Linked DNA regions of Mus musculus: regions 1 and 2 are each linked to region 3. The links are chromatin contacts, found by Hi-C or POLR2A ChIA-PET in ENCODE. All regions are on one chromosome and are shown on one strand. Each heading gives the region's core, a stretch centred on a gene start or an enhancer-like site at or near the end of the contact. The rest is flanking DNA. Distances are from core to core; before and after follow the strand shown.

Evidence for each region. Hi-C counts contacts between places; a loop is a spot of excess contacts on that map. ChIA-PET counts read pairs that join two places held with the same protein, here RNA polymerase II (POLR2A).
Region 1: POLR2A ChIA-PET joins it to region 3 with 11 read pairs in embryonic stem cell. The contact joins the promoter of Srrm1 here to the promoter of Ncmap in region 3. A Hi-C loop is called at or near these places in 2 of 37 maps with a recorded cell type or tissue (T-helper 17 cell and adrenal gland). POLR2A ChIA-PET finds 5 or more read pairs at or near these places in 4 of 5 experiments (Patski and embryonic stem cell).
Region 2: a loop to region 3 is called in a map of T-helper 17 cell, with 1.9 times the contacts of the local background. The contact joins the enhancer-like site here to the promoter of Ncmap in region 3. A Hi-C loop is called at or near these places in 1 of 37 maps with a recorded cell type or tissue (T-helper 17 cell). POLR2A ChIA-PET finds 5 or more read pairs at or near these places in 2 of 5 experiments (both embryonic stem cell).

What each region holds. Positions count from the first base shown.
Region 1 is chr4:135,351,894-135,354,593 of GRCm38, forward strand. It overlaps Srrm1 (serine/arginine repetitive matrix 1), which reads right to left and starts at 1,253. Exons shown (of 18, transcript NM_016799.4): 1 at 1,204-1,253. The coding sequence starts at 1,224.
Region 2 is chr4:135,438,106-135,440,887 of GRCm38, forward strand. No RefSeq gene overlaps it. Among named protein-coding and RNA genes, the nearest start is that of Rcan3, 5.7 kb to the left of the region's middle. Within about 2 kb of position 1,251, at least 1 of the 3 ENCODE cell types and tissues checked has a DNase peak (open chromatin) inside an H3K27ac peak, as active enhancers do.
Region 3 is chr4:135,396,803-135,399,502 of GRCm38, forward strand. Ncmap (noncompact myelin associated protein) reads right to left here and starts at 1,425. Exons shown (of 5, transcript NM_145555.2): 1 at 1,081-1,425.

The DNA of each region.
Region 1 (2,700 bases), core at 3-2,502, 45 kb before region 3:
TGACTACAAAGGTTAAGTGCCTAGTTTGTAGTGCAAGTATCTGAGGTGCTGGAGATAGACCCCAGTGTCTTGTTCATACTAGGCAAGCTCTCATGAACCACATACAAGAAGCACCTTTATTATCTCCCTCCTCCTTCCCCCGCCTTCCAATTTTTTCTTTAAAAATGCACACAAACTGTAAACTATATGCTTGATTCAGAGAATGCAAAACTCTAAGCAGTGGTATGACAGAGAGCTGGTATCTGGATTTTTACCAAGCTGTCTTACAAGGTTCTACTCTGCATTACAAGAATCAGCGATTCCTAAAGGGTTTGTTGCTACTTTTAATCCCACAAGTGTACGTTCCCATACATCTAGATCTCGACCTGTAGCTACTTTCCTTCCAAAGTGGACCTAATAAACTGCCTTACTGTGTGGGATCTATGTACCACCTCCAAGGTAACGTCCCCTGCCTGGACATGGGCCGCTGGGAAAGGGTGCTAGCGAAGAGCGGGAAGCGCGACGGAGTCACAACCGTAATCTGTCTCCACCCTCGCACACACCGTTCACTCCAAAAGCCTCCGATTCAAATGTTCCAACTACAAATTATCTAAGCTCCCCTCCCCGAAGAGCTATCAAATTGGGCGGGAGCGCTCACGAACTCTGACCCTGCGCCGCCGGGAAAGCTTAAGACCCAGAGGGTGGACGCTGTACGTCGGGGTTTGGGGGGGGGGCACCCATTTTCTCCAAAGCTGCCACTAAAAAAAAAAAATAATAAGGCCCCTTTCCTCAAACACCTCTCAGGACGGAGCCCCAAACCATACAACCGGTACCCCGCAGCCGCCCCGGGCTTCCCACCGGCCTCCCCCTAAAGACTTCCTCCTTGAGGCTCCGCTAGGCCCCGAGCCCGGGCGGCCGGCGCGGCGCCCGGCCTACAGGGCCTCGCCAGGCGGCCGGTGAGGTTCGGCTCCAGCCCATTCCCGCCGCCATTTTCCGGCCACCGCCACCGCCGCGTAGGGGGGGACGATCCCGGAGGAGGAGACTGCGCAGGGGCGCACCGGTCTCGGCCGCAACGCCGAGGCCGGGGGACGCTGCCCACGAACCCCCTCGGGGTCTCTAAGGCCTTCCTCCGCGGGCCGTCCTGTCCGGGATTTTGAGCGCCTCCCCCTCGGGTCTTACAAACAAGCCTCTCGCCTCTCCCCGGATCCCCGCGCTCGGACTTACGCGGAAGAATCCCGCGTCCATCTTGCCGCCTCGCTCGGAGATCGCTCCCTATCCCAGCGTGCACCGCGCCGCCGCGACGGAGGGCGGGACCGGCAGAAGGGAGCCCAGCGCCGGGAGGCTGCGCGCGCCGCTACACCCGCCCCGCTCCGGCGGGCCTGCGGCTGCGCCTGCTCAGTGCGCCACGAGAACGACGCGCATGCGCAAGCGCACCAGGGCGGCAGCCTTTCGCTAGGAGGGGAGGCGAGCTGGGCGACTGGAACCAATGGAAAGAGGAGGGAGAATCTTTGGGTCGCCCAACCCTACCGATCTTTTTTTTTTTTTTTTTTTTGTGGCGCATGATCAGCGGTGTTCGCGCGACTTGAGTTGATCCTTCCTTTGATCCGTAGTGGGAGGATGTGGGGAGTTGAAGGGAGATGGGGGGCGGGGGGGAAGCCTCAGTCCTGGGGTGCATGGGTAGTCATAAAAGAGAATGCTTGCTTAGGGGCGGCCCGATACGCCAGTTGTTGTCATTGTGAAAGTTGAGCTAGGAGTGGGTTTTGGGAGGTTGCCGGCGGGGTTGAGCCTGCAGCGTCAGCTCGTATGAAGCCCGCGTGTTCGCCGGATGTGCGTCGCATCTGGCTTGTTCTTGAGGTGTCCATTGGATACCTTTCTGTGCTTCTGCTGCGAAACCACGCCGAAGGGCAGGAAGTGGAAGAGGGCCAAAACCGGCCCTTTAATGTGCTCACCAAGCGCTTTCTCTCCAGAAAAGTTTCTCTGGGGCCACTTTGTAACATTCCATCTTTCACAGACACGCGCACCTCTAATGCTTTTTCATGGAAAAGTCGGGAAGTGGGCATGTCTGCCCTAGGAGTGCTAGTGTAGAAACCCGAATGTCTCCAGGCATTTTTTTTTTTTTTCTTTTCCTGGCTTTCCTACTTAAAGGGGGTTGACTTTCCCATTTGAACGCCCACAGACCAGATATGACTAGGTTCGTCTCGTCCATCAAAATCATCAAATGAATCGAAATAGCAGGGAAATCAGAGAGGCTGTCTTTGAGCCTTCTCTGTCTCTGTAGATGGCAGTAGCTTTCCTTTTGTTTAGGACAATCTTGCTGTTGAGAGTCCTCTTTCCTGCACACCCCACTCCCAAGCCCTCAGGAAACACACATGCCACTATGATGGAGGCCCAAGGTCCCTTATCTGAGTTGAACTCCTGCACTAGTTCTGTCACAGATAGCCCTGTTCCTGACCTTGCCACCCAGCATCCATTCTGAAGGAGGCCCGGATGCTGAACGATGCTGTTGAAAACCCTAGGTATCTCTGTGAGTTCAAGGCCAGTCTGGTCTACAGAGTGAGTTCCAGGACAGCCAAGGCTACATAAAGAAACCCCATTAAGTACAAAGAAAGGACGTTAAAGAAAGAAAGAAAACCATGGGCACTTGTCTGCTGAAAAGTCTCCAGTGGTTCCTCACATTTTTTTTCCCCTCCAAAAGTCAAAATTGCCCTTTCCTTGATCCCT
Region 2 (2,782 bases), core at 1-2,500, 41 kb after region 3:
GGTGTGTGTGTGTGTGTGTGTATGTGTAAGAGAGAGTAAGAGAGAGAGAGAGAGAGAGAGAGAGAGAGAGAGAGAGAGAGCACTGAGAAAGGAAGCTGGAAGGCTGGGTGGAAGCTGGACTGCTTGAACTCTACAAATCAAAACTGCCCCAACCACACCACCTCCACCCTTTATCCCCCAACTACCTGCCTGTGCTACCTGCTTAAATTCATGATCCACTACATACTTTAGATAAAGCTCCTGAAATGAACCTGTCTCCCTGGTAACCTACCCTGTATCTACTTTTCCTGGGGACTCAGTTGTTTTCTCATGAGGAGCCCCAATGCGATCAGAGATTTATATATATTTATTTATATATATTTATATAAATATATTCACTTATTTATTTTGGTGTACATGTGTGTGCACATCCCATGGTGTGCAGCTCTATGAAGAGCAGACATTAACTTTCAGGAGTTGATGCTTTCCACACTGTAGGACCCGGGAATCGAACTCAGGTTGTCAAGCTTGGCAGCAGCCATTTTTACCCACTGAACTTATCTCACCTGTTTTAAGATTATTTATTTATTATATATAAGTACACTGTAGCTGTCTTCAGACACTCCAGAAGAGGGAGTCAGATCGCACCACAGATGGTTGTGAGCTACCATGTGGCTGCTGGGATTTGAACTCAGGACCTCTGGAAGAGCAGCTAGTGCTCTTAACCACTGAGCTATCTCTCCAGCCCATACCCAGTGGTTTCTTAATGGCACCACTTTAATGTTGGTTTGGAGATGCATTCTGTAGACTTGGGATATTTTAAATGTTCTTATTATCAAAATTAGACTTGGCCTTTATAGATAATTTGAAAGCAAATGATAATAAGAAAACTAAAGTCAACTGTAGAGCTAGCCATTCTTCAATATTTGGGTATATTTCCTCTTTATAATTAGACTTACTGTTGGAATTATTCAATTTGGACCTCCCCTCTATTTGCTTAATGCCAATCAGTACTTCCTTGTGTTCCAAATTTTATTTTAAAATATTTTAAAATGATGAGCTAAAACTTCACCCTGGGCAATTATTTAGCTAATTGGTAGATTCAGGGTTTCCTGAGAACTTCCATTTGTATAATTAAGCATTCGGTGACTGCCTTTTACATTATTGCATCCACGTTTGTTTCAGAGTTCCGGCAGAGGACAGCAGGACAAAGAGCGCGAACTTGCACAAACTTCTTAGGAAATGAAGGACCCATTGTAGGTGCCTATAGGGCCCGTCCCTCCCAGGGCCCGCCCCTCCCAGGGCCCGCCCCTCCCAGGGCCCGCATCCTCCGCGAGTGAGGCTTTCCAGTTCCTCTTCTACAGACAGAAAGCTAACAACAGCAGTGTCTGGATCATGGGGGGGATGGGTGAGCTGTCCCTAGCTGCTCCTCAGGGGAAACCGCCCAAGTTTACTGAGTGATTACAGCGGCGTGACTGAGTACAACAAACTGCATTTGTTCAAAGGTTTCCCTCCGTGGTTTCCCTGTTGAAATCTTTTGTTTTGTTCTGTTTTGCTTCTTTTATTTTGTTTTTCAAGACAGGGTTTCTCTGTATAACCTTGGCCATCCTGGAACTTGCACTGTAGGCCAGGCTGGACTCAGAGGTCCATCTGCCTCTGCTTCCTGAGTGCTGGGATTAAAGGTGTGGGTCACCACTGTCCAGTTGTTGAAATCTCTTTAAGTACATGTTTTGTATTTTGCTGTATCTACTTTGAGATATTTTTTCACTTACTAAGTCTAATTAATAGTGACTGTAGTGATGTCCATTTTAAAAAAAAGACATGAGTGTTTGTCTTAGTGTTCTATTGCTGTGAAGAGAATCCATGACCACAACAACTCTTACAAAGGAAAACATTAACTTGAGACTGGCTTACAGTTCCAGCGGTTAATCCATTATCTTCATGGCAGGAACATATCGGCATGCAGGCTGACATGGTGCTGGAGAGATAGCCGGGAGTTCGGCAGGCAGCAGGAAGAGAGAGACACTGGACTGGTTTGAGCGTCTGAAACCTCACTCTGGGTGACACATTTCTTCCAACGAGGCCACACTTCCTATTAGTATGACTCCCCGGTGAATAAGCATTCAAATCTGCGAGCCTCTGGGGGCCATTCTTATTCAAACCACCACAGTATGTATGTGTATATGAACACACACACACACACACACACACACACACACACACACACACACACACACACACACACAAAATGTGCATGCAGTACCTATGGAGGCCAGAAGAGGGCATCAGATACTCTAGAACTGGAATTACAGATAATGGCTGCCGTGTGGGTGCTAGAACCCCTCTGGGTTCCCTGTAAGAGCAGCAGGTGCTCCTAACTGTGGGGCCATCTCTCCAGCCAACTTTTCCTTTTTGTTAAGGTAGCACTCCAGGCTGACCTTGAACTTGCAGTCTCCCTGCCCCAGCTCCCCAGTGCTGAGATTACAAGTGTGCATTAAGATGCAAAGCTTTCTTTTCTTTTCTTTTTGTCTTTTTTTGTTTTTTGTTTTTGTTTCTGTTTGGTTTTTTCAAGACAGGGTTTCTCTGTGTAGCCCTGGCTGTCCTGGAACTCACTTTGTAGACCAGGCTGGCCTCCAACTCAGAAATCCGCCTGCCTCTACCCCCCTACCCCCACCCCAGTGCTGGGATTAAAGGTGCACACCACCACTGCCTATTTTCTATGGTTCTACATTCTCTCTCTCTCTCTCTGTATACAACTTGAGTCAGTTTCTCTCTCTTTCTCTCTCTCTCTCTCTCTCTCTCT
Region 3 (2,700 bases), core at 175-2,674:
CACTCCCACCAGCCTCAATCCTCGTCAGATCTTTGCTACTCATGTTATCACATGGCCACCTGGAGGTCACCAGAACCAGACAGGCTCGGGATAGTGTTTACTGCTGTTATATACAAGCCTGTGTCCAGCCTGAGCTACAGTTCAGGTGGTGATATGAGTCCAGTTGGAGAATTAGGAATTAGGTGGGCAATCCCAACCACAGAGACCAGGGGAGCCTATCTTCAAGCCCAGCTCAGCCGCCTGTGCCTGCTCACCACACACACCAGGAGGTGCCCAGCTCCACCCGATGCTGCCACTCTTTTTTGTTTTGTTTTGTTTTTTGTTTTGGTTTTTCGAGACAGGGTTTCTCTGTGTAGCCCTGGCTGTCCTGGAACTCACTTTGTAGACCAGGCTGGCCTCAAACTCAGAAATCCGCTTGCCTCTGCCTCCCAAGTGCTGGGATTAAAGGTGTGCGCCACCACGCTCCACAATGCTGCTGCCACTCTTAAGCCCCTGGTTTAACTACGAGCCCAGCTTTACTGGAGCTGGTGAGGCAATTGTGAACCAGACACAGTCCCTGGCCCCAAGGAGCCAGTCTGGCAAAAAGGAATAGCTTACATAAAATCAAATCACCGGTTCGTTTAGATACAAGAAAGTTTCACTTAGGTACAAGAAACCGAATTGGTAAGAAGAGGCTGCCTCAAGGCGACAGCCAGCCAGGCCGAGGCGGAGACTCGGATTGGGTACCACTCCACTCCGGCTTCTTTGCTCCTTTCGCAGCTTCTCAAATCCCCCAACCCCTCTTCCAAGAAGAATCTTCCTCCCGCACCCCAGAGCTTCCCCACCCAGCCCCTTTGGAGGCAGGAATCCATTTCCTTCCACCTCAAGGTACCCGGGACTGGAATCTCCCACTATCAAGGAGCGGCTGATTCAACATCTCGCTTATTGACTCTGGTACGAGCCCGGGCCCCTTTTCCGGGTGCTGGTCTCATTGGACTGCACAGCTCCTGGGGCCTCGGAAGGAGCGTGCTCTCCTGGATGCCCAGTTTATAAACCAGGAGAGCTCAGGACCCGAGGGGGAGGGGAGTTCAAGGCTCCTACCTCTCGTAGGCTTTTCTTCCGGGAGTCCAGGTCGCTCCCTGTGACTTCGTAGGAGCGGACAAGGAAACCACCAGCTTTCCGCATGCCAGAGATGTAGCCCCGAATGCACCCAGCTTCGGGGTGCTTCTCAGCTTGCACCCTGAACACCTCTGTGCACCGGTGTCTGCAGACAACCGGGAGATGTTGCTGACCTTTCAGCTACCGGCTCACGCCAAGGCGCGCGCCAGGCTGGGGACCCCTGGGGGTCCGGAGAGCTATCTTCCGCGGGCCTGAGCCCCTGTGCGCTGTCCTTCCAAGCCCCCGCGTTCCGTGCCCTGCGCCCTACCTGCTCCACACCCCAGCCCCGCCTCTTGCAGCCGCCGCTGTCGCCTCCGGGTCCTGTCCCGCCCCATCCCTCCCAACTAGTGACCACCCTCCCCCATCACCTGCCCAGCGCTCCCGCCCCGCCCGCAGTGTCCCCACGTCGCTCTCTCCTCCTGCCGCTCAGGGGACTTCAGGTCTGGCACCCCCCCGCACCCACTTCTTCCAGGTTGGAATTGTGAGAAGACAAAAGAGGAGGAAGGGACCTCGCGTTGACGGAGAGCTGAATCGGATGAAGCGAGCTGATGGAGTGAAAGTGTGGACCAGCTGTGGGATCCGAGGACCAGAGGACTGGCAGTTTACAGGTGACAGAAATTCCTCCTGAGCGTGATTAGAAACTAATTTTCTAGTAGTACACAGGCAGCAGAGGCAAGGGGATTGCTGCAAGTTCAAGGCTGGCTCCGAAAACATAGTACGTTTCAGCTAGCATGGGTCAGTGGGTAAAGTGCTTGCCTAGCAAGCGTGAGAAAATTCCCTGTTTCCTGCCTAAAAGTTAGCACGGAGGGTGGGGTGGGCTTAGAAGATGAGCTTAACATAAGTTCAGTTCCCAGCACCCACATCAGGAAAGGCACGATTGCTTCTAACTCCATCCCCTCCCACATGAACACATGCACACACAAAATTTAAAAAAAGAATTATTGGGCTGGTGAGATGGTTCAGCGGTTAAGAGCACTGACTGCTATTCCGAAGTTCAAATCCCAGCAACCAAATGGTGGCTCACAGCCACCTGTAATGAGATCTGACGCCCTCTTCTGGTGTGTCTGAAGACAGCAACAGTGTACTTATTTATAATAAATAAAATCTTTTTTTAAAAAAAAGAATTATTGCTTCACCAACGAAAATAAAAAACAGCACTCCCACTTTCAACTAGGCTGTGCGCATCTTCACGGTCTCCGGGTGCCACACGGTCTCTCCAGCACACGGTAGGCTCACAACCAGATTTAAGAGATCCTTGTATAAACAGGGAAATGAAGTACCAGGAAGACAAGGTGGGCCTCAGGTCCCCAGAAGGTAAAGTGGCAGACTGGGAGTAGAGCCAGGAAGTGACTGGGTCTGGACCGAGCGCCCCTGAGTTGCTTCCATGGCTCAGTGTGAAGCAACTTCTGTATTAGTCAGGGTTCTCTAGAGTCACAGAACTTACGGATAGTCTCTATATAGTAAAAGAATTTATTGATGACTTACAGTTGGCAGCGCAATTCCCAACAATGGTTCAATCGCAGCTGTGAATGGAAGTCCAAGGATCTAGCAGTTACTCAGTCT